Linked DNA regions of Mus musculus: regions 2, 3 and 4 are each linked to region 1. The links are chromatin loops, found by intact Hi-C in ENCODE. Cell type or tissue: left cerebral cortex. All regions are shown on one strand. Region 1 holds the start of Cct5 (chaperonin containing Tcp1, subunit 5 (epsilon)). Region 2 overlaps Sema5a (sema domain, seven thrombospondin repeats (type 1 and type 1-like), transmembrane domain (TM) and short cytoplasmic domain, (semaphorin) 5A). Region 3 has its middle 42 kb from the start of Gm41289. Region 4 overlaps Gm41289 (predicted gene, 41289).

Region 1 (8,000 bases):
GGTCCCAGTGACGTCCGCATTGTGTTTGCTACAGCTTTGGCAGCCATGATGTGAGACTAAATGGAACAGAAAAGCAAAGACCCAGTTACATGTCATCCCAACAGTCAAATGCACTTACGTTTGTATTTGCAGGGGAAAAAAAAAGATTTAGGATGTAACTCCTAAAATCTAGAAATGTCTACATCAACAGAGAGGGCTGACTAGAGCAGTAACATTCACAACTACAAGCTTCAGTGTCAAGTGAATTTCGTCTCTTACAGGAAGGAGGTATGCTGCCACCATTTTGAACTCTGAAAACACAAAATCCAACCATAAACACTTAACACCTTCAGTTTACCAAGGTTTACTGTAGAGAAATATCGTACCACATCAACCCACATGGAAGTCACCCTTGTTGACGTTCTTAGCAAACATTATTTTCAAAAGGAAAGTTTTGAAAGATGGTTAAGAATCTAGTAACAGTAACCCTATCAGGCATGGAACCCGGAGACTGCTCTCTTTTTAAAAGTGTTCTTGTCAGAAATCCTAGTAACAATGACAGACCAAAACTAGCTGTGAAGCTACCAGAGTAAGGGCTGGAACTACAGCTCACTGATAGAGTGATTGCCTAGTATGCACAGGAGACCGGTCAATGGTCAAGAACATTTGTGGTTCTGGAAGATACAGGTTCAGTTTCCAGCACCCACACGAAGCTTTCAAAATTGGCCTATACTCCAGTTCCAGAGGATCTAATGCCCTCTTTTGGCCTCCAACGGCACCACAATGCACACACGCACACGAAATCTAAGAAACCCCTTCCAAACAAAAAAGAACACACACACATCTCATTATTATGCAAACATGACTTCATGTTTAGTATATAGCAAAGGTTTATATATGACAAATGTTGTTTGGAAGTAATGTTCTTTATGATTTATTCTCAGTAAAGGTTTGATATGTTTACCTATTTTTATTTCCACCTAGACCTCGTGTCATATAAAAATCATAGGAGGAAAGTGTGACCACCCATCAGCATTATGGTCATGTGATCCTCCCATGGCAAGCATATGGTCTCAACACTTTTACCACTGTCTTTAGCTTTTTTGTCATTTTGGCTCCCTCACTCCCAGAAGCTCTATGAGATTGGGGCCCTGAAACAGAAGAACCTCGATATTCAGAGGGGCTGATCCAGAGCACGTGACACTTAACAAGACTCATGCTACTTACTATCCCAGTAGGCCTGCAACCTCAGCCCCACTTTGGGAATGTAACTCCCAGCTCCACAGCACACTGCTCAGGCTCATTAGCTTTCATGATATTCCTGTGAACCTTCCCACAGACTTACTACTAAGACAGTAAAGGTCGGTCCAGGCCTGACAGGACCCTCCCTGCTCCTATACATGCCTGGCTCATTTCCTTCAACGCATGCTCTTCTGCCATCACCATCTAACTCAGGTCAAAACCATCCTGAAGAATTCCAAAACCACATGCTCTCCATTTCTTGGTCGCTATGCTAATTTCCTCATTTTCTAGTGACTCTAATGATTCTAAAGGTTCAAAGCCACTCTAGGGTCTTAATACCAAATCAACAGCCTTTTCTTCAGAGCACTCCAGGCTTTCCCTGGGTCACCATGTTCTCTGATGGTTTCTCCAACTCATCTTCTGAACCCCAAGATGCAGATAGATAAACTTCTGCAAGCACAGAAATACTGGGCATTTTCAGAGCTGTGCAAGTACACGTTCATTAACTTCTCTTGTCACCAAGACAGGTGACAAAGCAAGTACATTTGGTCTTTGCAAACTCTGGTGCTCTTAAAATGTAACCTGAAAGTATGTATTGGTAACATAGTTTCTCAAGAGACATCACAGGGAAATGTCTCTTGGGGTGCCCAAAGATACTGGACACCAGGACTTATTTTTGGTTGGCTAAACTGGTATGTACTAGCAGAGGCCAAAGAACCAGCCCAACACTATACACAAGACAGGCCTCCAACCACAGATGCTCTGGTCTAACGCCAAGGGGAACCTCACGGCTCTGGACCTAGCTTTGACTCAGGTGGAAGTGGAATAAGTCATGACCCTTCTCTACTCGGCAATTTCTCTATGACTCTGTCCCTAAAGAATCTAATTCTGTAAGCAGGACCCATCCTGAGTGAGGACCACATGCAATAGTCCATCTGGTTAACACAAACGGCTGGCACAACAGGACTGTTAACATGAGTTATACTGGTCAATTTTCTGTCTGTTGGAATTTTGTTATTGGCACGTCCCCAGAAACAGGAAAAAAAAAGGGGGTTGAAGTTGTCTTAGTCAGGGTTTCTATACCTGCACAAAACATCATGACAAAGACACAAATTGGGGAGGAAAGAATTTATTCAGAATACACTTTCCACATTGCTGTTAATCACCAAAGGAAGTCAGGACTGGAACTCAAGCAAGTCAGGAAGCAGGAGCTGATGCAGAGGCCATGGAGGGATGTTACTTATTGGCTTGCTTCCCCTGGCTTGCTCAGCCTGCTCTCTTATAGAATCAAGACTACCAGCCCAGAGATGGCACCACCCACAAGGGGTCTTTCCCCCTTGATCACTAATTGAGAAAATGCCCCACAGCTGGATTTCGTGGAGGTACTTCCCCAACTGAAGCTCCTTTCTCTGTGATAATTCCATCCTGTGTCAAGTTGACAGAAAACCAGCCAGTACACAAGTCGACACAAAACTAGCCAGTACACAAGTCAACACACAACGCGCACAAGCTGAAGGCAAAGAGAACCAAGCATCTACCAGGCCTCAGTTGCTATGTCCACTTCTGCAGCCACTCCAAAACACCTGTCAGAAATTCGGTTTGATAGAGAACTCACCGAGGGATTTCCCTAACACCAGGTCAACCAGGGCACCTCAAACCTGGAGGCACGACTGGCACAATACAACCTAAAATGGGGCTCCCTCCTTCCTCTGAGCTTTTTGTGGCAACACCAGTGACTGTCACTCCTTTCTCCTCTGGGGGCCTAGCACCGGCTCTTGGGTAGCCTTTCTTATTCCTCTCCTTCTGTGAGACATGCCTTCCGACTCAACACTTCGGCTCTGCCTTCCCTCAGGGTAACTTCTTTGTTTCCCTTTAGGAAACTATCCTCAATTGCGGCCAACTGTGCTCCACTGAAACTCTCTCCTTCCACTCCAAAAGTCACCACCATGCGTTTTCTGGCCCAAGGGACTTTACGGTCCCTTTCCTACAAGCAGCCATTCGGTCTGTCCTGTGCACGTTTCTCACTAGTTTTCTCCCTTTCGGGACAGCCCCGCTTCTAAGGGACAAGCGACTTACAGATGTTACAGATGCACCGGCGCAGGCCTGCTCGCCCGCCCGGTGAGCTGGGGATGCGACCCCACCCAGCTCTGAAGCGGCGGATCGCTCTCCCTACCCCACCGTGGGACGAAGGCCTCTACGCCCTCTCCCGCAGCCAGAGCGGGGATGTGACCCTAGAGCCCAAAGGGGCTCCCCGGCACCGGAGATTCTCGAGCTTTCGGGCCAGCACATGGCCGAGCTGCTCTCTCGCCAGCGCAGGCGCACAAGCGCTCCGGCCCACTCCCTTCATCCCGCGGCTTCGCGTTCCGGGCCGTTACCTTGAGGGCCTCAAGCCCCATGAGACGGGACTTGCGATCTTGGTCCTTGATAATGAGAAAGGGGCGCCCATACTCATCGAAGGCGAGGGTCCCCACGGACGCCATGGTGGACGAACTAGAACGAGCGCTCCTCCAGTAACCAGCGGGGACCACTCGGGAAGAGAGACACACCGCACCTCCCTCTCGCGAGAGGACGCAGAATCCCGCGCATGCGCAGTGCAGACCCCGCGACTTACTTTTCAACAGTGACTTTTTTTACGCCGCAGAGTAGCTTCTGGAATCGGCCGCTGTTGGGAACGTCCGTTTTCCACGAACCGAGGGGGGGGGTGTTCGAAACTTAGAAGGCGACGTCTAGCACACAAATGCTAATACTAGACATAATGTAGTCACTGATTCAAGGATTTAAGTTTTCAAAGTTTTTGAATCCAGAGTTGCAGCGGGGAGCTTATTTCCTTAAGATATTTTTCTTTTCTTTGATTGCCGCCCGGGCTCTAAGACGTTGGTAGATTCCACTTCCGGTCTCCCCGGAACGCGCGATGGAGCGAGTAGGTGAGGTTTGACCGGCCTGGCGGCGGGCGATATAGTTGTCTGTGGCGCGGGCGCTTGTGGGGATCGGGCGCGCGTGGCTGCGGTGCTCTCCGTCCCGCGCCGGTCGTGGCTACCACAGTGCTTGCTGGGGGCTGCTGTCCGCACCTCCGTGCACAAGACTCACTGCTCAGCCCGATCCTAGGTCGGCTGGAATCCACCCTGCGGTGGACGAGCTGCTGCTTGGAAGCTATTGAGCCTGTAGCTTTGTTTTCTTGTCTGCAAAGATAATAATAATAATAATAATAATAACAATAATAACAGCAATAACAACAACAATAATGACAAAATAATAGCAACAAAAACAATAATAATAATAATAATGATAATGCCTACTTCACAAGGTTGCTGGACGTGCCTGGTCGTCAGCACATAGTATTTGTCCTTAACTTCCCAGGTTACACAGATCCTGGGCCTTCCCCGCGCGTGTACTGTAGGTGGAGACAAAGTAGCACCGGCTGGTGCTCAGAGTCTCTTGTTCTCAGCGTTTTGCTGTTAGAAAGATACCCCGTAAGGGTAACTGCACGGTACGTCTGCCAGAAATCACGATTCATTTTATAAGCTCGGATTTATTTGTGACGAGTTTCCAGTCTCTCCACTCGTACCCCACAGAACAGAAACTGTCCCTGCCGTATTGTCTGTTTTTATTAGGTACTCAAAATTAGAGTGCATATAACCTGTATGACAGTAGGCTAGCTTTCAGGTCTGTGCTGTTACATGACACAGATTGACATTATGTCAGGACAAGGTTTTTAAAGTTAACACAAACAAGGTTTCATTGTGACATTTTCATTCATATATATATATGTAATTGTACCTTGCCATTGACCTATAAGCTGTCCTCATTATCCTCTCTCCTCCTGGTCTTCCCTCTCAACACAGCACACACACTTGTATACAACAAGATTCTGCATCTGAGCGAAAACATGATGGTTCTGAGTCATTAGTTTACAGTTGAATAAAGCTCTGTGTGTATGTACACCACACTGTATCCATTCCACTGTTGGTGGACATCAAGCTAGGTTCAAGAAAGACTTCAAGGATGGCACGGCAAGTAAAGGCGCTTGTTGCCAAGCCTGACCGCTTGTGCTAGGTCTCGGTCCCACGTGGTGCAGGAGCGAGCAGATTCCCACGTGGGTCACAGACCGCCTTCCAGTCAGGCGGCTGCTCCGCTCCCACTCTTCTTGCTTGCACGGGCCCAGTGGTTCGATGCTTTTGCCCTCAGTTCAGATTCCTAGTTTCCTTTCCCCTGTATTCCTTCAGATGCTCATACATAGGCTGACACGTCTTTGCCTCAGTTGGTTTCTACAACTCAAAGGCCAGCTGGGAGACCCTGGAGACCGGGGCGTCATTATTGTCTACCTTCTGGCTTTGTGCATGTGTCTACAGGTGAGGCAGACCTTGGGCCATCTGATTTGTGTTTAACTGTCGTAGCCCAAATTGATACAGTATGATCTGTCTATGACAGAAAGAATTCTTTCTTTTTTTAAAAAAGGGATTTATTTATTATTATACATAAGTACACTGTAGCTGACTTTGGATGCACCAGAAGAGGGTGTCAGATCTGATTACTGGTGGTTGTGAGCCACCATGTGGTTGCTGGAATTTGAACTCGGGATCTTTGGAAGAGCAGTCAGTGCTCTTACCGGCTGAGCCATCTCGCCAGCCCCCCAGAAAAAATTCTTATTTAAATAATAATACTTAGGTTCATCTGTAAGGTACTGGTTAGGAGCAACATGGATGAATCCAGAGGATATCATTTTAAGTGTAGTAAGATGGTGAGAGACCACATACTGTATGTGTGTGCATATTTATGTGTATATTTGCATGGTCCTGTGTGTGTGCAGGAGTTCCATATGTGTACTCATGTAGGCCACAGTTTGATGTAGGTATTTCTGTTGTAGTCCACTTAATTTTTTTGGGATGGTCACTCACCGACCTTGCCTGTTTTTGCGAGGCTGGCTTGACAGCCAGCTTCTGGGATTTGTCATCACCTTCCAGTGCTGTGGTTGCGCCTGTCTTTTCCATGGGTGCTGGGAATCTGAACAGCAAGCACTCTGCCCACTGAGCTCTCCCTGGCCTTTGCAAGCTAGTTGATATAAGTCACCTTTGAAGACAATTAGTGTAAGTCCGAAGTTGAGGAAGTAGAGACTAAACGTAGTGGTACTTAGGGTGGGTGGCAGAGGGTGGATGGGGAGAAGACAGCTGAAGGATAGAGGAGTTCTTGGGCAGTAAAAATCTTCTATAATTGACTGATGAGGCTCACACACACTTATACTAAAACCCGTTGAACTGTACACATTAAATGGACAAATTGTATTTGTATTAATTCTGTCCTAGTAAAGCCTAAAAACACTGGGTTTCCAAGCTGACGCTTTCTTTGATCAGACTATTAAAATGTGGAGTTTTATGATTAAAACTTGCAATAATGGATACTAAGATAACACATTAATTACGAGAGTCCTAGACACACTAAGTCAGTACATTGGAAAGATTTTAATCTTTCTTTAGTATTGAAGAACTTTCCCAAATCACTTTAATTTTGCCAGTGGGATTTAGAAGTCATTGTAGAATTTTATACAGCATTCAGTGAACTTGTCCTTTAGAAGGGATTAGTGGGGCTGGAGAGGTTGCTCAGGGGTTAAGAATACTTGCTGCTCTTACAGAGGACTCAAGGTTGGTTCCCATTAACAATGTCAGGCAGCCACAGTCACCTGAGACTCCAACTCCAGAGAATCTGATACCCTGTTCTGGCCTCTGTGGGGACACACACACACACACAAAACACACTCTCACACACCCTCCACACTCTCATACATACACTTGAACACTCTCACACACTCACACACTCTCTCACACACACACACGTGCGTGCATGCACACACATGTACACACACTAACACTCATACACACACTCGAACACATACACACACACATACACTCTCTCTCTCTCTCTCTCTCTCTCTCTCTCACACACACACACACACACTCTCACACACCCTCCACACTCTCATACACACACTTGAATACTCTCACACACTCACACACTCTCTCACACACACACACACGTGCGTGCATGCACACACATGTACACACACTAACACTCATACACACACTCGAACACATACACACACACATACACTCTCTCTCTCTCTCTCTCACACACACACACACACACACACACTCTCACACACCCTCCACACTCTCATACACACACTTGAATACTCTCACACACTCACACACTCTCTCACACACGTACACACACTAACACTCATACACACACTGGAACACACACACACATACACACACTCTCTCTCTCTCTCACACACACACACACACACACACACACACACTCTCACACACCCTCCACACTCTCATACACACACTTGAACACTCACACACTTGAACACTCGCTCACACATGCACACACACGTGCGTGCACGCACACACACGTACACACACACTAACACTCATACACACACTCGAACACACACACACACACAGACACACAGACACACACACACACACACTCTCTCTCTCATACACACACACACACACTCTCTCTCTCTCTCTCTCACACACACACACACACACACACACACACACACACACACACACACGCAGCACGAGTCAGTGTGAGAAGGGCTGCTGAGAAGATGCAGCCTTGGCTTTCTAGTGTGTGCTCCAAGTGTTTCTGCTTTCCCCCAATGATGGCTCAAATCTAGGAACGCCTGAGGAAGAAAGACAGGCGGGCCCTGTTCTTCCTACGAGTCTGGAATCCGACAGTTCAAAGAGGACCAGTTGGGGATTCTTGATTAC
Region 2 (8,000 bases), 840 kb after region 1:
TTGCTCATACAGCAGGCACTTCCTGACTAATGTCTGTCTAGTCATCCGCATGCACTCAGATAGACAATGAGACAGCCAGTGTTCCCTCATTCCTTAAAGATTTCATTTTATTTACCTGTGAGTGTGTGGCAAAGAGATTTTGGATGTGAGTGCCATGTTTGCTGGGGAAATTAGAGGCATTGGCTCCCCTGAAGCCAGAGCTGCAGGCAGTTGTAACTAATCAGCTTGGGATCTGGATAGCAAACTTAGGTTCTCTGCCAGAGAACTATATACTCTTTTCTAACCACTAAGCCATCCCTACAACTTGCTCTTTAAATGCAGCTGAATTGGGTGCCTGTTTGTGGCACTTGTTAGTCATATTATTTATTGGGTAAGCTTGACTTGGCAGTTCCTTTTTTCTTTATGAAAAATGACAAAATGTCTGAACAGCTAAATGGAATCCTATGTTCCAGACAAGGTTTAGACTCTTTATGTGTATTGGGAAGTATCTGTCTCTCTGCCTCTCTTTCTATCTCTTGTTCAGATAAATGTGTACAGTCTATCTATGGCAACTGCCATTCTAGGAGGTATCTGAACAAAAGATTATGGAACGCTGCATAAAGGGAAGAGAGGGTGAAGGAATCTCTCCGTGTTCTCTGGCCTTGAAGTACTTGATGTAATTGGACAAAGGAATCCACTGGGTGTTAATGAGAAGGATTGGGTTTAAGAAGCCATGTGAGTAGAGTTTGGGGAAGTTTCAGCATAAGAATGCTGTGGTAGCATTACAAGGGTAGGGAGCCAGAGAGAGGGCCATGGCACTAAGGAAGTTATTTTTGGTTTCATGCAGGTGCCCAGTGTGTGATGAGAAATAAGGATGGCCTAAGCCAACATCATGGCAGTACAGAGGAGAGGTGTATGTTAAAGGCTTCTAACAAGAGTACTGTGCTTGCATGTTAGTAGAGTGTCACTGAAATACGTTCAGGACCATCTATGTCTTCAGGACAGTGTCACTGAAAGTCCTGGAAAGAGCAGTGCTCATCTTCCCTGACCAAATAATGCATTAGAAATTTGACTTTAGAAATAGGGAGACGACTGACAGTTACCGGGTGCTTGCATAGCTAGCAACTCTTCAACTCTTCATCTTCACTGATTTCCACTTTGAGAGAACTTCTCCTGGCATTCACACTAGTCCTGGTTGCTCCCACTGACTGGCACAGATTCAGTGGAGGCCTGCCTGTTTCTGCTGAATAGTGCTGCCACTGCTAATTCATGTTTGGTATCCTGACACTACTGTACTGGACTCCTGGTATCCTGACAAACAGAGATTAGAGTCACCCCCAAGGAACTACTTCTAAACAGGTCCGCATCCTCTTGTTGTATTTACCATCTTTTTATCCCTACCTTTAGATGGTGGGCTAGAACTGGGGAGGGGAGTCAAAGTGTTTGAGATCCCTTAATAAAGTAGGTTGAAAAAGCTAAGCCTACAAAAGACCCTTAGTTGAGGAATTGCCTCCATCAGCTGGGACTATCTGTGGGCAGGTCTGTGAGACATTTCTTTGATTGATTAATGGATGAAGGCCCAACCTACTGTGCGTAGTGCTATACCTAGGCAGGTGGTCCTGGGTATGTACAAAGTAAATTGAGAGCTCTAGAGAGAGCAAGCCAGTAAGCAGCCTTCCTCTGTAGTTTTTACCTCTGTCTCTAGCTTGAGTTCCTGCCCTGACTTCCCTCAGTGATGGGCACTGTTCAGGACATGTAAGCTAAATAAACTCTTTCCTACCCCCACACCCCAAAATAAGAGAGACTAGAATTTTTTTCTGTTATCCATCAGTACCATACCATGTAACACCTGGTCAAATAACATTAGCGGTGTATGTGAGCTTGAAAGACAGTGTTCTCTTCAAAGCAGTTCAGGTTGCATTCCTCTCTGACTGTCCCCTGGGTATCTGCATGCTCACATCACCACAGGAAGTCTCTCTCCTGGAGCCTTTCACCTCTGTGTGCTTGGTTAAGGGCTACTTCTCTCCAACAGCTCTCCCCAACTTCTTTTCATGACCTGATCCCCTTGGTGGGAGCAGCATTTGAAGAGAAAGCTAATCATTGTCCAGCAAGGGTAACGCAACATTGTCAGGACCCCGTGACCCCAAACATCTTTACTGTAGTCATGTTTATGCTTTAAAAAGAACAAAAATAGAAATGTTTATAACTGCTAAGAGAAGAAATAACAAACGCAGGCTGGAGTCATCAGCTTGGTTGGTTTGTTTGTGAAGACAGTTTTGGCTAATTATAGTCATCGCACAAGGGCTGTATTATTATACTGACCATATGTAATTAACCAGACCTTCCTCCCTCTCTGTATGAAAATAGAATGCACAGCAGTTTTGCCCATGTCACGGTCCTAAGCAAGTTCCCTTTTAGCCTTCAGTAGACACAGTGCAGAATTCATCTTTACTTGAGGAGTTCTCAAATCTCTGTATGGCATTAAATTTAATAGGGCTAGTATATCAAAAATAGAATTATAATTATGGAAAGTCAGTTAAAAGGGAGGGTGAATGGTAAAATGAAATGAGATTTTTAATGGCTTGCCAAGAGTTATAATTAATGAGATGGGGATTTGGCCATGCATGTGACCTTCAGGTAAAGAAGCAGACAGAATCGTCTGTGAGTGGGTTCAGGAGGAGAGTGCTTTTGCAAAAGTAAGGGATTCTCTCCACCTTGCTAACTCGGCCTTCCCGTCCTCCAGGAAAGGAGGCAGCTTTGAGGCCCTGTCAAGTGCACTAGAGAGTCATCGGAACAGCAGAACAGTGAAATCCTGGAGCCCATGGAATAAAGGCGTTCTGTTGTCACTCAGTACCTCTGCTTGATGGGCCACTTGGAATTGTGCTCAGAACACGAAGCTGCCTTTCATGACAATCTTAATTAGTGGGTCTGACCTGCTTCAGACCCTGAAGGGTCTGTCTTGTACTTCAATTTTCTTTGAACACTAGTTGCAAACAAAGGAAGAAAAAAAAATAATAATACAATGCAAGCAGGCTCGCATGCCCAATCCATCCCATGGCTCAGCTTCTTTACACAACACATGGGCTCCGGAGGCTATGAAGAATTGTTTTTCTCTGATTAAACACAAGTCCCTTTGAACTCCATGGGGGTTCGTTTCCACTTATACTTTCTTGTAACTCATTATGGAGTTATCTTCTTACTCTTTTTTCCTTCTTCTCTGGGTTTGATTTGGAAGCTAAAGTGTCAACAAGTCAGCCTGCCTCACCTGCTGTCTTTTTTTTTTTTTTTAATTGAAAAAAAAAATCTATCAAATTTCATACCCTAAGGGCCAGGGAGGCAGAAATCAATGTCTCTGTTTGCAATCCCCATTCTTTTTGTTTGTTTGTTTGTTTATGTACTAAAATTGGTTGGCTAGAAGACAGAAGCAAATGAGAACAAATGGCTAGCAATGGGTGTATAACTGACGTTAGTGATGCGTCTAAGTACCATGCCCAGAACTTTCCTTCCCTGGTAGCCCAGGGGCAAGAAATAGAGTTGGCAAGGTAGTTGAGGACTTGTCTGGGAATGGGATTCTGGAGAAAGTTAGGATGAGGGAGCATCTTAGAATCTTTACAGGGGCTGGAGAGAGATGGCTCAGTGGGTAAGAGCATTGACGGCTCTTCCAAATGTCCTGAGTTCAAATCCCAGCAACCACATGGTGGCTCACAACCATCTGTAATGAGATCAGATGCCCTCTTCTGGTGTGTCTGAAGATAGCCACAGTGTACTTACATATAATAATAAATAAATCTTTAAAAAGAAAAAGAACCTTTATGTCTAGAAACAGAATTCAATTTGGAAGCATGCAAATGTACATATGGAGAAAAATGGCATACTGGTCTGTGGGTGGGATCAAACAATTAGATTACTTCTCAGATCAATATCATGGCGATTACTCATTCTAAAGTTCTTCTGTGAACTATAGAAGTTGTGGGTAATTACAGAGGATAAATTGAGCCTTGTCATGAAGTATACGAAGTATGCGGTGTTTGTTTATTCGTTTTTGTTTTTATTCATTTGTTTTTTTTTGTTCAGTGATACATATGTCAATTTTTCTAACTCACTAACCCTGTTCTCCTTCTGACCTGCCCCTATGGGTACCCTATGTGCCACCTTAGTAAAGACTGTCTGTGTCTTGGCATCTATCAAATCTTTTCTTTCTGTTCATCTACTCCAGAGTTGCAGAAGCAATGAACATCCACAAGTCATATACCCACTGGGACTTCTAGAAGGCTGTTCTGCTCCATTCAGTCCTGTGAGAAAGAGTGTTTGGATTGTTCCCCAGTCTGCTCTTTGTTTTTACCACCCTATCTCAGAAGACGAACTGTAGATGGAACAGCTATATTGCAAAGCATGGGTACCACCCAAAGATCCCTAATCATTTAATACAGCATGCCCCGAAACTTGCTCCCTTCCCTCACATCTTTCCCAGACTCCCTGCTGCCCTGTCTCCTGCATTCTGCCTTCTGGGATTATACCCTATAGGTCAGCCATCATAACTTTTAACAGTTCATGCAGTTCAGGTCTTCCTTCCCCTCATATATACACGTTGCCTTCTCAGGGCCTTGCAACAGGAAATGAAGACAAATACACACTGCTGATTACTACAGATCTTAATTATTTAGAACCCAGATAAACCCACTCAACAACAGTATAATTGAGTATTAGCAGTCATGACCATATTACTGGTGAGTCAAGATAATGACTAACTTTTTAGGAGTGAGTTTGTGTCTTTGTCAGAGACAGAAAACTGGGTCTTTTGCTTTGACTTGCAAGAGAGCACATGCCTTGCCTCCCTCTCAGTGCTTCTCTCCCTGCCCCTCCCCCATTCAATTACCCATGGATCCACTCACCAAGGAGCACCTTCTGGGATCCTCTATCATAGACCTCCATGCAACTATTTGTTTCTATCCTTATTTTGTCTCAAATGCACCTGTGGAAGGTGTCCCCTCTGTGTACTCTGATTTACATTCATCCACATCACACTATGACCCCACCTCCTTCTCTGTAACCATCATGGCATTTACTGTCTTTCATTGATCTGCCTCTCTCCTTGGGTGTCTCAGGCTGTGAGGGCAGCAGTAGTCTCTGTTTATTTTCCTGTGCTGTCTCTAGTTTCTAGAGTGATGTCAAGTATTGACTGTATAAAAGGTTGAACTGATGTCTAGCCATGGTGTCTGGTGGGGCCTGGTCTACTGAGCAAACGTTAGTGGGATGGGGCAGTGACCATGATAAATACAGTTACAAAGAAGCTCTGAGCTGTGAAGCCCCTGAAGTCCTCTGGGATGGGTCAAGACATAAGTATGTGAGCGTGTCAAGAACTAAACAGGAGCTTTGGAATGAGACTGTGACATAGAATTCACAGCACCCTAAGGAGCTCGGCCATGCCATAAATAAGGCTTCTAGTTTGTCTTTCTGATGGCTGTGTGCTCTGCTGAGACAGAGGAGTGGTTGTTATACAGCCAGGCTTATGGATCGTGTCAGGTTGGTACCTGGAAATGAAAACAAGCACAGATTCGCCAAAATAAACCTAAAGAGTAGGGCAGAAGCACAATTTCATTTCCTCTCCACATCTCTTTGTGGACCTCTTTGTGGTACTCAATGATTTGAGGGAGTGGGGCAGGCAGAGAGCTCTCTTGGGGATGCTAAGCTAGGGCAGAAGTCCACCTCTACTGGAAATAAGTCTTCTGAAGCTGTAAATATCAGCTTTACGTTTCATGTTCAGAAAGATTTTCTTTTTAAAGCATCTGGGGTGTTTAGCTTGAGGCTGCTGCTACCAAGCAAGCTGGGAACAAGGCATGCCTCTTTTGGGACTATAGATAACAGTAACCAGTAGGCTGTGCTAGGAGCCCCAGACAGCTTGGTCTCTTCTCTCAGACGAAATGGAACAATGCAATTAGCTGAGGTTTCAAATGATTTTGTATGTCACTGCTGAGAATGAGCAGTGACTTTTTTTTGTTGGTTTTATGAAATGATTCTGGGTAATGATAGGGTAATGATTCTGTCCATGGCTCTCGTTTCTGATAGAAGAGAGGAAAAATTCTATAAATCTGTTGGCATAAGGCATTCTGCAGTCCCCACTGCCAGTGGTTGCCATATGGTATGTGATAACGTAGATAGGGCTGGCGATCCAGGCTCTTTCTAAATTAATCTGTAGTGATTACTTATAATTTCATTGGGACACAATTATGTCCATAGACTGTCATGGCTATGTTTATAATACATTAGAAGAAGACTTTAACATGCAAAGCCTAAAACATTTTCTATTTTATCTTGTCTCAAAAAAGCCCAAACATCCCAAACATACAGACCTATATATCATGCAAGATCATTGTGTGTATGTGTACAAAATATTATACTGTTATTTATAGTCCCATAATATCCATGTCTTGTTCCCAGCTTTCTTAATAGCAATATCCCCAAGCTAAACATCCCAGATGCTTTAAAATTTTTTGAACACACATACACACACACACACACACACACACACACACACACGCGTGTGTGTGTGTGTGTGTGTATTACAGAGATATTACAGATAAGAATAATTGATATGTCTTTTTAGCAAGAGACATAAACAAACAAACAAACACTGGACATGTCTATTCAAATGTCTTAGTAATGGATACAAATAAGAGCTTGCTGAAACTCACACAACTAGGTATCACCACAGATGTAGAAAGTGTCCAGATCACCAGATACCTAAACATTATCACATAGCATCTGGCAGTGATTGACAGTCACAATAGTAGAGTGCTTCATCCCATCACTTTTATGGTGGTCTTTTGGGGGTAGGATGGGAGAACAGTGAAAAGTAGCCGTGAGAGCCACTGAACAGCAGACCATGGTGCTGCCTGTATTCTGAGAACAAAGAAAGCCAGCGTAAGCAGAGAGTACAGCTTGACAGCTGGGGATTGGCTGCATTTGAGTAAGTCCATATGTTGGGGGGGGGGGTTCATGGGGCCAACCGAGTCCAGGAATGTGATTTCTTCTCTCTGTGTGGCTTTCATAATGAATTGGGGCACACATGGCAATGGATGTAACTGTGCTCATTTTCAACTCCCTTGAAAGATTTATCTGTTCCAGACTGCAGTCTAGCTTTCTTTCCTGAATATTAGCGGTGCTTACTCAGTAGAATAATGGGTATTAGAATGAAGTATGAGTTAATTATTGTATACTGTTGGTGATTTACCTTTTTTTATGCAAGTGTCTGAAGAAAAAATAAGTATCGAATCTGTCTTATTCCATTCCTAAAAGGGGGAGTTCTATAACTCGTATGAAGGGACATAACAATGAATGTTACTAAGTATGTGATGGATGGCATTGCCCTGTTTTGCAGTCATAAACCTGTCACCTCCTAGAAAGAAGGTGGTTGCCTTGGGTCTCAAGAGACAGGAGGTCTCATAAATCTATGGACTAGCCCCTAAAGGTTTATATGTTTAATTTTATTTATTTTTCTCTATTTTTTTAAATATTCGGCATAAAAGGTTTCACTGTGACCTCTTTATACACACATAACATTGGTCTTCACTTGTACTCATCCCTTACTCCAACTCCTTCTTTTTAAGACCTTATAAAGATTTTAAAAATTATATGTATATGCGTGTGTTTGGGGAGAGTATCTGCACACAAGTGTATGTGCCTATAGAAACCAGAAGAGGGTGTTGGATCTTTTGGAGATAGGGTTGCATGTGGTTGTGAAACTCCTGATGTGTTTTGTGATACCAAGCTCAGATTCTCTGCTAGAGTAGTATGCGTGCTTAATCTCTGAGTTATGTCTCTTACTGTTTCTATGTCTGTCTGTTTATGTATACATGTATATGAGTATGCATATATCTATGCAGATATAGATACATGTTTACATCTATCATCTTTCTATCTACAATGTATCTATCTGTCATCTATCAATCTATTATCTCTTATTTGCCTATTATCTATATCTATCATCTATTCTATCACATATCTATCAATGTATTATCTAT
Region 3 (8,000 bases), 1.1 Mb after region 1:
AGGAAGTGAATCAGAATAGGCAGAAGGTGAGCCTTCCTCCCAAACCTCCTCTTCCTGGTTCTTTTGCCTTCCAAATAGCAAGTAATGGGTTTCATTCCTGTATTTTCATTAATATGCTCCTATTTGTCCCTCTCTTCCTCTGCCTTCCTCCCACCTAGGTCCCCTACTGCCTTCATGTCACAGGTTTCCATTACCCTCTTGTTCCTCTTCATGTTGTTTTACTTTTTTTAATACATTATTATTTCTATAATTTGACAGATTGACATAACATCCACAAGACAAGAATAAAACTTGATCTGAGTCATAACCTCCTATCCACAAGACAAGAATAAAATTTGATCTGAGTCATAACCTCCTCGGGAAGATTATACGATGCATGGTTTCTAATGTTAGGAACACGATGCTTTAACGGGCAAAAAAAAAATGTTCAAATACTTTTATTATTTTTAACTGATTTTTTACTTGAAAAATCATTACATCCTGACCTTTTAGGCTTCTGAAAAGCTACCAAACCATCTCTTTTGTGTGTGTTTTTGTGTTTTCCCAGCACCAGGCTGGGGTGAGAATGACCCTCTAAAGGGTTGAATTTGTTTACAATCCTATCTGCTGCTTTGTTCTGAACAGGAGAAAGCAGATACTTCTGTGAGGGAAGTTCTGAAACAGGAACATGAGAGATTTGAGAGGGAAATTAGTAACACTCACCCTGGGCTCCTGTGGGCTGTGCCTGGGACATGAATTTAGACTTTATGCGCAAGCATCTGAGAATGAACCTGCTCTGCCCCTTCAATGTTGGAGCAGCACAAGTGGCCTTGCCTGAGTGTAGTTCATCTTCTGGGATATGACAAGGTCTCTCTGCAGCTGCAGACTCCAGGCTCCTTTTAAATGTCATCCAGCACTCACCTGCCCATAGCCCACCTTTCCTTACAGAGCTTCTAAGAATGAGCTGTTTCCCTGCTCCCACTGTGTGTAGTGTTTCTGTAGATGTTATGCAGTGTGCTGGGGTTTCCAGCATTAGCCACAAAGTGAATGTGTGACATATTTAGGGGTCTGATAAAAACAGAGTAGATGGATAAATGAAGGATGTTTAAAACAGCAAAATGGATGCTCAGGAGAGCATTCCCCTCGATCTTCTCCCAGTTGAGGACACAGAAATCCCATCCGATAAATCTGCCCCCTTGAATTTGTGCTTCTAGAAGTCCTGAGAAACATAAATTCTTCTTTATAAATTATCCAGTCTCTATACATGTAGGCCAAATGCCCATACACATAAGATAGACAGACAGACAGACAGACAGACAGACAGATAGATAGATAGATAGATAGACAGATAGATTAAATAAATAAATAAATAAATAAATCAATCAATCAATCAATCAATCAATCAATCACCCAGTCTCTGGTATCCTAAATACATTGTACAGTGGTGCCCCAAGAAACTGGCTCAGAACACAGATTCCAACCCTGGTCCTGCCAGGTACAAGAAGCAGTAGAATCCTGATGGAGATATATCCCCCTGTCTATACATGTTTCATTTTATATATTCACCTGTCTCTACATCTTCGTATCTATACATCCTCCAGTTTATACATCCTCCTGTCTACACACCCCCTGTAGGCGTGTCAGAAAGCAGAGTGGACAGCATTTCCAAGCAGGTATCACCTAATGATTTTCTGGAAAAAAGTTTGAGTTCTATAATTTTAAATATTAACCCACTCAAATTCAAATTTTAAAGTCACATAGGAGCCTAGGGAGAAAGCTGCGTCGGTAAAGTGCTTGCAGCACAAACAAGAGATCGATCGTGCGTTTATACCCAAGAAGAAAAGCAAGAGTTATTGTAAACATAACAAGCCTGTCATCCCAGTACCAGAGAGAATGTTCCTGGTGAACCACAGAGGCTCAGTGACCGAACAGTCTTCTCAAAGCTCAGTGAAAGACCTTGTCTCAAAAGATCTGGCAGAGAACTAATTTATGTAGATAATGTTTGGCCTACACACATAGCCACACATACAGGCCACTGAGTATAAAAGAAAAATATTCTATATGCCTTACAAAGCATTAATAGATTCTAGGCTACCACAGTCTAATACCTTGCCATTTTTGTTTAAACTGTATTACATCAGTGTCTGGAGACTGGAATTTTCCTTTGCACTCAGAAGTACCTCTGCTGAAGTCCAGGGAGGTGCAGCAGGGGCTCAAAAGCGCCTAATGACCATGGGCTCTGCTCATTCTTTTCTATCCCCAAGTGTAATGAAACGAGAGACTGATTTTCCTTGGCACCATCTGAACAGGAATTTGTTTTTGTTTGGAACAAATACTTATGTGGGTGAAATTAAAAATTGCCATCTTGGATCAGGGTGTAGCCCAGTGGCAGAACACACAAAGAATCTTGGATTCTACTTCTAGCACCACACACAAAGGAACATAAATCTCATCATGTTAAATAAGACATGTAATGTTGTAAATGAAAGAAAATAAATACCTTCAAGAAGGGTTTGGATTAATAGCGTTACAATGTAATAGTTTACATTATTTTGAATTTGGATGAGGTAGATAAAATAATCCCACCACCGTTTGATATTATATTATATACCAGCAGATTTCCAACACTCTCAGATAACTTACATTCTATCAAAACCAGAAACTAACATTGCAAATAGAATTAAGGTTATTAAACATGTGACTCTTAGATAAGACTGTTCTGAAATATCCAGAGACCACTTATCCACTTATCACTAAATATCCACTTATCACTAAAGTTGATAAGTGGAGACACAGGGACCAGAGTCAAAGTGCTGTGTTGTGAGACAGATCTCACCATCTGGGAAGGCTCTTGAAGAAGCAAGGAGCCACAAAGCACAGCATCTGAACAGTCACTCCAAAGTGGAGAAGGCAGGCAAAGGGATTCTTTCCCCAAAACTTCAAAATTGGCTAAACCCATATCGGCAGGTGTTTTTTAGGCTCATGGGGTACTTTTTAGGTTCTTGGTTTTTAGATATGTGATGATGAATTATTGTGGTTTAAGATACCAAGGGTTTGGTAATCTGTAACAGATAACAGAAGTAAAATAACAATAGCCTGCCTCCTATCTTGATCTTGGCTATTTGAAGTTTCTGATCTTGTTGAACTGTCAGAGTCCTTGTTTTCCCATTTCTTCTTGGTCTTAGATCCCTTCTCACAACAGTGAAAAGTTGATAATCCCCACCAGCACAGAATGGCACAACTCTGATAATGGATGTCTATGATGTGCCTTTCATGGAGCTGTCTTTGTCCTGGTTGTGCCAGTTAGGTTTTTGGCAACTTATCACAAGCTAGGGTCACTGGGGAAGAGTAAACCTCAAGTGAGAAAATGCCTCCATCAGACTGACATGTAGTAGGCAAATCTGCAAGGGCATTTTCTTGATTAATGAGTAATGTCAAAGGAACCAACCAGCTTTGGGTATCCTCATCTCTGAGAGGAAGTTCTGGCATGTATATGAAAGCAGGCTAAGCAAGCTATATAAACCAAGTCAGTAAGAAGCATTCTTCCAAGATCTGATTTGGTTACTGCCCAAGTTACTTTTGGTCATGATGTTTATTATAGCAATAGAAAGAAAACTTGGACATTGGCAGACAGTATAATTTCTGAGTGCCCAGTCGCCAGGATCCCCTTCACAGGAAACTTGTTTGTACTACAGATGTCCTTGTCCTTAGCCTCCTTCCCTGAGAGCTCTAATCAGATAAAAGTTATATTCATTTGCATCAACAACAGTGTGTTAGTTACAAGCCTTGGGTAGATGAGGGTAACACGCATCTCAGGACCAACAGAAAATGGAAAGCTAACCAGGGAAATGCTCAGCCCGATAGAAGAGAACAAGGAAGGAAGTGTGAGATATGTTGGATTACCAAAGCAGACCTCTGCAGACAGTGCCATCTGCTGGCTTTACAGTAGTCAGTCGCATGCTCCTTGGGAGCCACCTTGTGAATGAGGCATTGTCAGTGTGGCATGTCTGCAGAGTAAAAGGGCCAGTCAAGTCATTAGCTCTAGCTGATCTGTAGGCATGTGTGGGACCAGTGTGTGGCTCTATATGGCATTATTCTTTTTCAACTCCCTGGGGTAAACTGAGAGGACAGGAAAATGGAGAACAAAGTCCACACTGACTAACTCTGCCTTCAGCTAATTGAAGTTCACCTTTTGCTCAAGAAATTACACCAAGCCAACACTAGCCTATAGGAATCCATCATGCTTCCCGTGTAAGTGGTAATAACTACTGCCTCCTAGTTTGTAAGAGAAGGTAAGACCCTGTGTGCAAGCAACATCAACTTGACAGTTCTAAGCATAATATGCTTTGTTCTGTTCTCTTTGTTGACAAACAGATAACTCCCTTCATTTTCAAGTTTGTATCTTTGGTAAATGAAATATTTTTTGGCACGTACCGTGTTCCAGAGCATAATTGGTCATAAATATTAACTCCACTGAGCTGTTTCAATCTTTATACCACAGTGACTAAAGCAGATTCCATTCTTATTCTTCCTTTTGAAAAAAAGTTGTGAAGACTCTGAATTTTGACAGTTAGTAAGCAGTGGTATAAGCACTCTACATCCTTGTGAACCTATTCCATACAGTTCCCGTTACTGACTGTGATGCTCACAAGTGTGCACATGTGTTTACAATGTTCCTGCAGTATCTAGCACGTGATGGATTTTTATTATCACCCAACAGCAACTGAGAGTTCATGGTCACCACTTGGTCAAGCTGACTCAGCCTTGGTTACTTGTGAGGCGAGAAAGCAAATAGCTAAGGATAGTCTCCCTTCTTCCAGCATCATGTCTATCTTGTGTGCAGAGTGCCAAATGTGGACAGTTCCAGTGGGCTCTGCTCTTTACTAACTGACTTTTTTGAAGGAGATATACAAGTTATTTCAATTAGTACAGTAGTGAAGAGGACTCTGCAGACACAGTAGGGTGAGAGATGCAGAGGGAGTCCAGATGTGATGTTCTCTGCAACATGCATAGATGGAGAGTGGCTTGAGACTCCACATAGCCAGGAAAACTGTTAGGACCAAAACTGAGGCAAATGGACTTGTTTTACAAATTGTTGAATGAATGTAGTGTTGGCTTTTGCAAATAACAAATCTTATTTTGATTTAGGGGGACTGGCTAAAAGTAGATTTCAAGGCCAAGTAGACATCTCCATACTTGAGAATGAGCCAGATCTCTATGGCCAGTTCAGAGGAAAAACTGGGATATGGTTGGATTCTTCATCATGAACTAATTTCTCTACGGGGTCTCATTTTTTAATGGAGAACAAATTACAGATGCACACAACAGGGAGATCTTTGCATTCATAAACATAGCAAGATTCTATACCCTGAAAATCTATATATATTTTACAAACGCAAAACAAGAATGAGATTGTCACCTGAAACAAACACAATGCCAGGGGCATATCTGCAAGAATATGTTTATTCTCCACTTAATAAAAAAGCCTTTCACAACATGAACACAAAACATTTTGTTGATGCTAGCACATAAGATATGTATTCAGTCAATATGCTCTTCTGGTACGTGCTGTGGATGGTCACTATCTATTGGGTGTTGAAAAGACACAGGGTATGAGACAGTGCCTCTGTTCCTGATGCAATCACACCAGGCAAATACAGGACATAACACATGAGGTAATTTCTGTGAAGTGCTAGGGAGGCAGTTGATCACTGGAAGTTAGCAGCCCCAGTGAGAAGGTAATATCGTTGCTGCTTTTTGTAGACTCCCTTTGAAAAATGTTCTGAAGCCAGTATGTATGCCCCATCTGCTCCTTGGGCTTAGGGATCCTTCCTGCCCCACGGTGCCATGCTTTACCAGCCAACCTTTATAAACTGCCTCCTTTAGCTCTATTGAGTCTAAGCTTGGGAGAGCTTGGGTAATAAGAGGAAAGGAGCATTTCAGTATTTATTCCTTGGCTCCCCTACCTAATGTGCATGGGTTGACCATGGCTGTGCTCTGACTCTGAAGGATACTGCTATTTTAGAATGCACCTTGTACTTGTCTGGTTGGAGTCTCATTACTTGGCATATGCCTATGGTTGGAAAAACACATGCTGCATATACCACACACACACACACACACACACACACACACACACACACACACACACCCTGAGGGACAGTGTGGGTGTTGGGTAGATGGAGAGGAAGGTAGATTCTAAATTGAAAAACAAAGATGGCATAAGAGGTTTATTGTGGTGGAGGTGTGGTTTATAGGCGTGTGGGATGCAAGGGAATGCCATGTGGAGGCCAAAGAAGGATGCCAGGCATCTTCCTCTGTCTCTGGCCAGTTTATTTTTAAGAGAGTGTCTCTCACTGAACCTTAAGCTCATTGCTTGCTGGACAGCAAGTTCTAAGGATATGCTTTTCTCAGATCTGGAGGAACGGGTTTTATTTATTTATTTATTTATTTATTTATTTATTTATTTATTTTTGTGGGTGCTAGGACTTTAACTTGGGTACTTTTGATTGTCTACCAAGCACTCCAGCACCAGTTGAAACAGTTCTTCACATCCTTGAATTGAGCTTCTAATAAAAAAGCGCTGTTGTATAGCCCAGGTATATTAACTACAACAGGTATGAAAATAAGGTAAAGTGGATTTATTCATAAAGAAAGCAATTTAAGAGGGGAAATACACACAAACTTAAGAAAAAATTAAAAGATCTATTCCCCCAAAACTCCCTTGTTCTTTCCTCTTTCTTCAGCACCTTCTGTTTTCTCCATTCCAGAGTAACAATGGCTCTCAAGTTTAGCATGAGAATGAATCTTGAGGGAGGAAGAATAAAGGGTCTCACAGGAGCATGGGAACAGATTGCCTGACTGACAATTCAGTGAGCCAAATCGAGTGTATTGTTTCAAACTCAGTGTAAAATATAAAACCTTAAAATTTAAGACCTCTGTAAATCTGTTAAACATTTTAAGAACTGAGTTTTACCCATAAGATTTTCACATAAGGGGGAGTGACCACACTCACATGGAATAATGACTTGTAGTGAACAGGATGGATTCATGTTTGTGATGCAGTGTGAACAGGGAGGTCTCGTCCCCTTCATAGATGTTTGAGCTGCAGGAGAGGACAAGGATAGAGTTGAATCTCACTGGTAAGTCAGAAGATATTAAGATGCCACCATCTGTCTTTCTCCTCCTGGAACCCTGAGGAAGATGGCTTTCTCTCTTCTGAAGTAGGATAACATGTCAACCACTCTTTTAGAATTTATCCTGTCTCTTCTTGAATTTTTATTAACATGCAAATAAATGATGAAATCCTGGAGGACATAATTCCTAACCAAGATGAAGGATTTTGCCCATGGGAAATCCTGGTAGCAGCTACTGGATAGGAAAGAAAAATAACTGCAGAAATCTCAGAGGCATTTAATTGTCAACTCCAGCAGCAGCATGGTAATAACAGCTCATGCATATCCTTGTTGTATTAATGAGACAAAATTTTCCAGGGTGTGAAAAGGTGTTCTTATTTTATTTATCAAAATCCACAGCTAAGCCCTGGAGACCTGCTTAGTCAGAATATCGGCTTCTGTTGAAGAATTTTCCTGTCTTTTTTCTTTGCCCTCTTTTTCTCTTATCTATCCATATCTATCATTTTTCTGTCTGTTTGTCTATCACCTGACTGTCTGTCTATCTATCCTTGTTTCCATATGTATATGAGTATCACATAATTACATATTATATTCAAAGAAATAAACATACGCATATATGTGGATATTAACCTCAAACTAACATCATGTAACAACTTACCATGAACTTGGTTGAGACTTCAGGACACAGAAATGTTGATACTACTCTTTAGTTTTGAAAGAAGATGGGTTTTGAATGTGAGCAACAGATGTGCAGATAAAGAGAATATCAGGCAAAGAGAGTGTGAGACAGGGCTGGTGAGATGGCTCAGTGGGTAAGAGCACCCGACTGCTCTTCCAAAGGTCCGAAGTTCAAATCCCAGCAACCACATGGTGGCTCACAACCAC
Region 4 (8,000 bases), 1.2 Mb after region 1:
GAGTGTTGACATGTAAAAAATTACATAATAGGCTCCATACAGCTATGATGGTCAACAGAAGAGAATATATATTCTGCCTGGGAATGAGGTGTCTTGATTTTAGTAACATAGCATTGTTTATTTTACCATTCATTCACTCATTTGTCATTTCTGTAAAGTATTTAATTGACAAAGATCAAATATATTTTGATTATATAATGTGGTGATTGATAGAAATATTGATTACATAATGATTACCCAATCAAATTACTTAACCCACCCATAACACCTGTATTGTGCATTAGAGCCCCAGAATTTATTTATTATCTAATTCCATATCACCACTCTTTACCTAACAATACCACAATGATACTGACCTTGTACTATTAAAAAAAGCTATCTTTGGATAAACTAGAAATCATAATATTGACGAGAGCTTGGAGAAAAGACAACTCAAACATGACATGGGTAGTTGTACAGTGATAGAGCCACTGCAGAAAAGTTTAGTTTTCTAAAACAAACAAAATCAAAGAACAATCCTATTTATAGACACATCCAGTGGAACTAATTGTGTATTAAAGAAACAATTGGCATGCTCATATTGTTTGTGATAATCATTATAGTCAAGAAGTAGAAACCCAAGGACTCACTGATGGTGGAAAAAATTAAGAATGTGTGGTGTCTGTACTCAGGTATTGCAGGACTTTTGGGGTCCCACTTGAAGTTTAATATAATGAAGACATAGAGACATCTATATAGTTTAAAGCCGTTAGCCTGTTTGTTGGGGCAGTCTCTCAGCTAGCCTCCTAACTTAATTTGTCTTCTCTGCCGTTCCATGTGGCTCTCACTGCTCTACCTTGTACTGCCTGCTTCTTTCATCTTCTCCTTGGTGTGCCTGGTTGTTTTAGCCCAGTCTCACTGCCTGCTCTTTATTTTACAGAAAGCCCAGTTCCTTATCCATCCAGTCAGAATCAATCAGCATTAGAACAGCACCTGGTCCATCCCTCTTTGTTGCTTTTTGGCATTGAGGGCTACTTAATCTTCACCACGGCTGCTTGCTTTTGAACATGATAATCTCAGAGAATCCTCTTTTTGGGCAGGCGAGGGAGTGACAAATACTTACATATATATAGAAAGCAGGCAACAAAGCACAGAAAGGACAATACCAAAGATCCAGCCAGCAAAGCATTTAACAACTGAAAATACAGAGCCATACCTACATAGCCATTTGATACAATATATGTGGGTATAGGTCATCCCAACATCTCCCCTTTTTAGTCTAAGAAATGGCTTTATCTCTTAACATCAGTACACTATATACAATAAGGACAATTATGAGAACTATCTGGGTAAGAATTATATTCATAATGGCCAGTCTATTTGTATTTGGCAACTTTGGAGAAAGTACTCCACCATCTCTCCTATCTTGTGTGTTCAAAGTTCTGTACAGGGTTTGGGTCAGATTAGCAAGGGAAAGAAATCTGAAGCATATATCCCTTAAATAATTTTCTTATCACCACTTAAGCATTCCATCCTCTAACCTTCACAACTTTCATTTACCAACCTTAAAATACCTTCTTATAACTTAAGAGTTCACATTCTCCAACTTTCTTAACTTGCATTTTCCAGCTTTAAAGCATCTTCCTACACCCTAAAATACATTCTTAAATTCTTCACAATTTAAGTTTTTATGTCTTCCAACCTTTGAATGCTTCACACCACTTTTTTGAGTTTCTCTTTTCTGAATCTGGTAACAAGGAAAATTGTAAGGCAGACATGTAGCTCTAGGAGAATGAAACCTGTGGTCTGAATGTTACCTATGAAGATAAGTAAAGTGGTTGTGACTGATAAACTGATAAAACTACAACTAGTCTTCAACCCCATTGGAGACTCGAGAAGGATAAATTTCATCTGAGTAAGCAGGAAGTGCTGACCAAGCAGTTGCTGAGCCTATAAAAATGGCAGAGACTTACTAACAACCTTGACTCTCACCCAGTGTTTCTCTGTGGTTGGTGGGGCATGCATCTTCAGCCACCTGGCCCAGAAGATTTGACAGACTTTCCTGTGAATCTAAATCTATACATCTTCTAAAGAAAGAAAGAAAGAAAGAAAGAGAGAGAGAGAGAGAGAGAGAGAGAGAGAGAGAGAAAGAAAGAAAGAAAGAAAGAAAGAAAAGCCATATGTGTGACAATGTGTAGATGAGTGTGTAAGAGGTAACATTAAGTAAAACAAGTCAGGTAGAGAAAGGACGCGGACTTGGACTGTGTGGAACAAAGTAGTGTTAGCAGTCAGGCACCTCTGTGGACAGCCCAAAAGGGACTCCCACGACAATACTGACAATCAGGCATCTTCCTAACCAGCCCCTAAAGGAGTTGGCAATGGCAATTCCCATTGTTGCCCTGTTGTCTCCTGCGCATGAGCCATGGCCCTAGTAAATAGGTGAGACGCCCCACCCCTACTCCCCAGCCTCTGTACCTCTTCCTTTACTTCCCTCCTGAGGTCCGTTGAACGGTGTGACTTTGTCTGAACCGTCACTTAGTTCCATCAAGTGAAAGGACATGAGTATAGGATTGGTAACAGACAGGAAGCAGGCCTACCAAGATTCCAGCCTTCTACACAGTTGTAGAAGATAAGGCTGGAATAGGGACAGGGCCCGACTGCTAAACGGTCTCAAGTGTGTCTCCGAGGGTTCTGAACACGCATGTGTTTGACATCCAGTGCTGCCAGAGAGAAAGCGTCATGTTTGCTAATTTGCCATCTCAGTGGCATCAGGAGCACTTGTGAAACTACACCTTTCTCTGTGTGTTCTTGTCAGGGCACTGCATCATGACCCAAACATTACACACAAGAAAACTGGCAAGTGTCACTTCTTATCGGAGTCTTGATGCGGTACGCAGCAGAGCTAGGACGTATATAGGCTCTATGTTTTGATTTCCTATCCACGGCTTTCAAGTGCCCCAGAACCCATAACTCTGGTCTGTGTGGGTCCTCCAGGACAGACTGAGCCAACTCCAGTTTACATTGTACAAGTCTACTCCTAGCCATGTTAAAATAGCTCCTTGTAAGAATACTGTTGGCTGTTAATTTACTTAAATTTAGCTAAGTGTTTCCACTAGTGAAAATTACTCTTATTATATGAGTGGGGCTTACATATTTATTTACCTATGTTTTGGGGTTTATTAAAACAGAATATTATACCAGATTACTAATTTTTTGATTCAGAATTACTTTATATTCTAAAAATATTTAATTTTTCAGAAATTATTTTGTTTAAAAATTTGCATTCTGTAATACATGCAGTATTATAAATGCCACTCACATAAAAGGACCGTATTTGCCAATATGACCTCCAGTTTGGTAAGAAAGGTTTCTTAATTGTTGGGAAGTGATAAATCACCTTTTAAGAAGCAAGCAGGGGAGAGAGGACTCACACTCAGGGGTATGGTCCATCTTAGTGAGAAAGGCACGGGAGAAGGAACAGAAGGCAGCTGGCCATGGTGCACCAACAGCTAGGGAGCAGAGAGAGATGGACGCTGCTATCCAGCTAGCTTGCTGGTTTTGTGTTATGAATGAACTCTACCCTAGAATAGTTCCAGACATATTTAGGGTGGGTCTTTCTATCCTTAATTTGCTTGATCTAGAAACCCCCTCAAGACGCGCTTAGCGACATGTATTTTCAGTGACTCCAGATTGAAAATCAGTATTAACTATGACACCTAAATTTTATTGTATTTTTTCATTCAAACTCCCAGGCTTCAACATAGAAACATAGGAAACAAAACTTTTAAGCTATTTCTCTCTGTGCTATTGCCTCACTGGTTCATTTAGATATTTGCCCAACATGTGCATTTGAATAGCGTAGTTTGACATCTTTCAAACATAAAGAATGCTCACTGGAAATCTCAGCTGATAGAGTGTGCAACTTAGATAATTGCACAAGTGAGTCAGTTTCCATAAGCATCACATCTCTAGTTTTAAGATAAAATATCTTTAAATGGATAGGCACGAAGAGGTGAACTCACAGGAGTTTGGGTTTTCTTCATGGGTGTGTGTAAGCCATGCCTTTGTGTTTCTCTTGCTTGATGTAAGTTGTCCAGGACACAATGCTGCAGGCACAGGTGTCTACCAATGTGAAGGCAGCTGCATTGTTTATGAAAACAATTGTTCTGGGATGGGCTACAAGATTCAAAATACTAATTTGAACATTTCCCCATCACTTCACTTTGTTCTAGAAGAAAATATTTCCCAACACTGGACACTGTAAGCCCAACAGCAAGTGAGAGGTTCTTCACCACTTGGGGTTTATTGTGTGCAAGACTGAAAGTCTCTGAACACACCTAGAAGGACTTCCTAGAATCATGTTAGTTCAGGTAGGAAGACACACCTGAAATGTGAGAGGCACAATTGTGTGGGATCCAATTATACCTCTAAGTAAAATACAACTCAGCTCATGAACTACAAAGATAATAATGGTCTGTTTGGTGTCTACTGTTTTGGAAACCTGTTTTCCACTGCAGCCGCTGTGGGTCTGACTTATAAGAGAAAGTGCTCAGATCTCTACACTGTTCCCTATTAGTGTTTAAAATGAGTGAACCATGCTTGCCCCCTAGTGGAAAGTCTATGTTATTGCACAATGCGGAGCACAAATAAATGATTCAGCCCTTTGTGTACTGCCCTAAGGGTTGGGGTGAATTCATTCATTTGATTCTCCTCAGTAATAAAATCTAGGCGGATTCTAGCCTGACCACGTGTGAACAGTGAGGTCCTGGATTGCACAAAAAGAGAGAGCTAGCTGAGCAGGAGTCATTCATTCATTCATTCATTCATTCATATTCTCTCCTCTCTCTCCTCTCTCTCCTCTCTTCCCTCTTTCCCCTCTCCCCCCTCTCCCCCCGACCCCTCTCTCCCCCGTCTCCCCTCTCTCCCCTCTCTCCCCCTCTCCCCTCTCTCCCCCTCCCCCCCCTCTCCCCCCTCTCCCCCCTCTCTTCTCTCCTTCCCCCCCTCTCGCTGATGTAAGATTGTAGAAATGGCATGTATTAGTTAGGCAAAGGCCTATAATATTAGCTTCCAGGAAGGTAAGGCAAGACAATGGGAATTTGAGACCAGCGTAGGCTACTTATTGAGACCATGGAGAGAGAAAAGAAAAGCAGGGCACATAGTTTTGACATTTGATCTCTCTGTCTATTGTTGAGTTCAGAGCACTTCCTTTATCTCACCAGAAATATTTAAGAGACTAATATACATGTAGCCTGCACATAAGAATTTATATATGTACAAACCTGCCCTAAACTTCATGAGGTAATGCTAATACTCATTTTTCATATGAAGCCAAAAAGGGATTAGGGAGCTTATGTAACCAAGCTCCATCTTCCCTCCTTTACATCCTGCTTATTGGGTCAGGACTCACCTCTATACCCTGAGCTGTATTTCTTCTGCTGCCCCTCTGACCAGTGTATGATGCTGTGGAGGGCAACAGTAACTTTCTGAATTAGCCTTTCTGTTCATTCAGTCTTTCAGACTGCACAAAATGCTTTTTTATCCAGGTCTAAGTACATCACATACTCTTAGGGAACGTTAGCTGTTGTTACTACAAAATACTGACTCACACTGTACCAATCTATGGAACTGGGCAAATGATGAAACAGAGAATGTGCTTAAGTTCCATTACACACAAGATAGAAGAAAGACATTTGCCGCTCAGTGAATTACATTTGCTCTAGTAAGTGCTGTGACATGACAATACACCTAGGATGATATCACAGAATTCCTGGAGAAGGGGTGTAACATAGAGATTTCAGACAAGGCAACCAACCTGGCCTCTTACAAGTATGAGAGAGAAGTCATTCTCCCCGAGAGACCTCAATTTTCAGAACCACAGTAACACATGAGTTGAAGTGGGAAGGGCTCCACAGGACAGAAGTTTCTGGGTTGATCAGTGTTGGCATTGTATATGAGCCGCAGGGAGTCTCTGGAGCTGGTGCTTTATATTTCTGCATCACAGAGCAGCTTCAGGGTCTGTTTACTTGGATTTCAAGGGATGTATATACTAACTGGTATTTCATCATGTACAAGTTTCAGAGTTGGTTTCACCATTAATTTTTTTTTACTTTTTAGTTTGTTTCTCAAATCTTTTGCTATTATGAACAATACATTGAGGTAGGTAGAGTGGAAATATGTATGGACTTGACTATTGGAGAGGCTGGGGTTTGAATTCTTCTCTGCCTGGAAAGTTTTCAACCCCTCCAAAGCTAAGTTTCATTATCTGTAACTCAAAGGTAGTCTTTTTGCTATAGCTGACTTCATATGTTGGGTAGGTTTTAAGTCATTGAAAGGGATTCAAGATCATGTTCTCTTTTTTTATTATTATTCTTTAATTTTGTCTTTTCTCATTCTTGCTGTATGGTGAAAGATTTTTGTTCTCCAGTTGTGTCTCCACTGTGTTTAGCTACTACATGCCCCAATACAATAGGACCAATGGACCTCAGACAAGTCTTTGTAGATTGATTATTACAAGTATCTATTGTAACAATGAAAAGCTAACAATATTTGTCTGTTATTATGCATTTATAACATGTCTGGCTCTGTGAAATGTGCACACTTAGACTCAGTCATCTTTATATGTACTTTAGTGATAAAATTATATTACTGTCATTCTCATGTGTCACGAAAGGAAGAACAATAGGAAGAGCTTGTACTACAAGTCAGGAAGGCATGTAGCCAGGACAAGAAGGCACTGGCGTCTTTCTGGTCAGTGCCAGCCCTGGGCCACCTTGGGCACAAACTCGGCAGATGGTCCCATAATCCCCAGAGAACTCTCCATGCAACATGAGCTCTGGCATGCCGAGGATCTTAGGGTCACTGAGGAGAGTCAGCCTCCAGAGACGGCTCTGACCCCGGGACTCAAGTGAGAGCACCATCTTATATCTCGGGTCTCTCAGAGACGAGTCATCCCAGGAGAGCACTCAGGCCACAGAAACAACAGAACTTCTTGGACAGGGTCCCATCGGGCCTTCAACTTCAGCTAGGAGGCAGATCTGAGCTAGAGACCTCTGTGCACCTTCCCTGCAAGAGGAGAGCTTGCCTGCAGAGAGTGCTCTGACCACTGGAACTCAGGAGAGAATTGGACTCCAAGGAGTGCTGACAGAGGCTAACATAATCACAGGAGGTACAATCCCTAGCCAGAGACAGCTAGAACATCTAACACCAGAGATTACTGGATCGTGAAAGGCAAATGTAATAATCTTACTAACAAAAATCAAGACCACTGGGCATCATCAGAACCCAATACTCCCACCACAAAGAGTCCTGGATACCCCAACACACCTGAAAAGCAAGATTTGGAATTAAAATCATATCTAGTGATGCTGGTAGAGGATTTTAAGAAGGGCATTAATAACTCATTTAAAGAAATACACGAGAGCACTGCTAAACATGTAGAAGTCCTTAAAGAGGAAGCATAAAACTCCCTCAAAGAATTACAGGAAAACATTGCTAAACAGGTAGAAGTCCTTAAAGAGGAAACACAAAAATCCCTTAAAGTATTACAGGGAAACACAACCAAACAGGTAATGGAATTGAACAAAACCATCCAAGATCTAAAAATGGAAGTAGAAACAATAAAGAAAACCCAAACAGAGACAACTCAGGAGATAGAAATTCTAGGAAAGAAGTCAGGAACCATAAATGTGAGCATCAACAACAGAGTATAAGAGATGGAAGACAGAATCTCAGGTGCAGAAGATTCCATAGAAAACATGGACACAACAATCAAAGAAAATGCAAAATGCAAAAAGATACTAACTCAAAACATCCAGGAAATCCAGGACACAATGAGAAGACCAAACCTACAGATAATAGAAATAGATGAGAATGAAGGTTTTCAATTTAAAGGGCCAGTAAATATCTTCAACAAAATTATAGAAGAAAACTTCCCTAACGTAAAGAAAGAGATGCCCATGAACATAAAAGAAGCCTACAGAACTCCAAAATAGACTGGACCAGAAAAGAAATTCTTCTCGACA

The links. Hi-C counts contacts between places; a loop is a spot of excess contacts. Peaks named below come from ENCODE experiments on the same cell type or tissue, not always from the same donor. Only the 100,000 strongest peaks of a DNase experiment are listed, where the experiment ranks them.
Region 2: it touches region 1 in a loop (2.6-fold over the local background); 7 of 42 quality-filtered maps call a loop at or near these places.
Region 3: a loop joins it to region 1, with 2.7 times the contacts of the local background. A loop is called at or near these places in 11 of 42 quality-filtered maps.
Region 4: a loop joins it to region 1, with 4 times the contacts of the local background. A loop is called at or near these places in 8 of 42 quality-filtered maps.

Annotation. Positions count from the first base shown.
Region 1 is chr15:31,598,005-31,606,004 of GRCm38, forward strand. It overlaps Cct5 (chaperonin containing Tcp1, subunit 5 (epsilon)), which reads right to left and starts at 3,842. Exons shown (of 11, transcript NM_007637.3): 1 at 3,597-3,842; 2 at 1-56. The coding sequence starts at 3,701. It overlaps Atpsckmt (ATP synthase C subunit lysine N-methyltransferase), which reads left to right and starts at 4,112. Exons shown (of 5, transcript NM_026546.3): 1 at 4,112-4,145; 2 at 7,907-8,000. The coding sequence starts at 4,133. In left cerebral cortex, a CTCF peak has its summit at 4,621; DNase peaks (open chromatin) are centred at 2,840, 3,804, 4,111 and 4,617; H3K4me3 peaks cover 2,824 bases; H3K27ac peaks cover 1,745 bases.
Region 2 is chr15:32,440,812-32,448,811 of GRCm38, forward strand. All of the region lies in intron 3 of Sema5a (sema domain, seven thrombospondin repeats (type 1 and type 1-like), transmembrane domain (TM) and short cytoplasmic domain, (semaphorin) 5A), which reads left to right. Among named protein-coding and RNA genes, the nearest start is that of Sema5a, 200 kb to the left of the region's middle. In left cerebral cortex, no CTCF peak of the experiment used is centred here; no DNase peak of the experiment used is centred here.
Region 3 is chr15:32,727,138-32,735,137 of GRCm38, forward strand. No RefSeq gene overlaps it. Among named protein-coding and RNA genes, the nearest start is that of Gm41289, 42 kb to the right of the region's middle. In left cerebral cortex, a CTCF peak has its summit at 3,912 (motif pointing left); a DNase peak (open chromatin) is centred at 3,897.
Region 4 is chr15:32,761,891-32,769,890 of GRCm38, forward strand. All of the region lies in intron 1 of Gm41289 (predicted gene, 41289), which reads right to left. Among named protein-coding and RNA genes, the nearest start is that of Gm41289, 7.3 kb to the right of the region's middle. In left cerebral cortex, a CTCF peak has its summit at 4,591 (motif pointing left); a DNase peak (open chromatin) is centred at 4,549.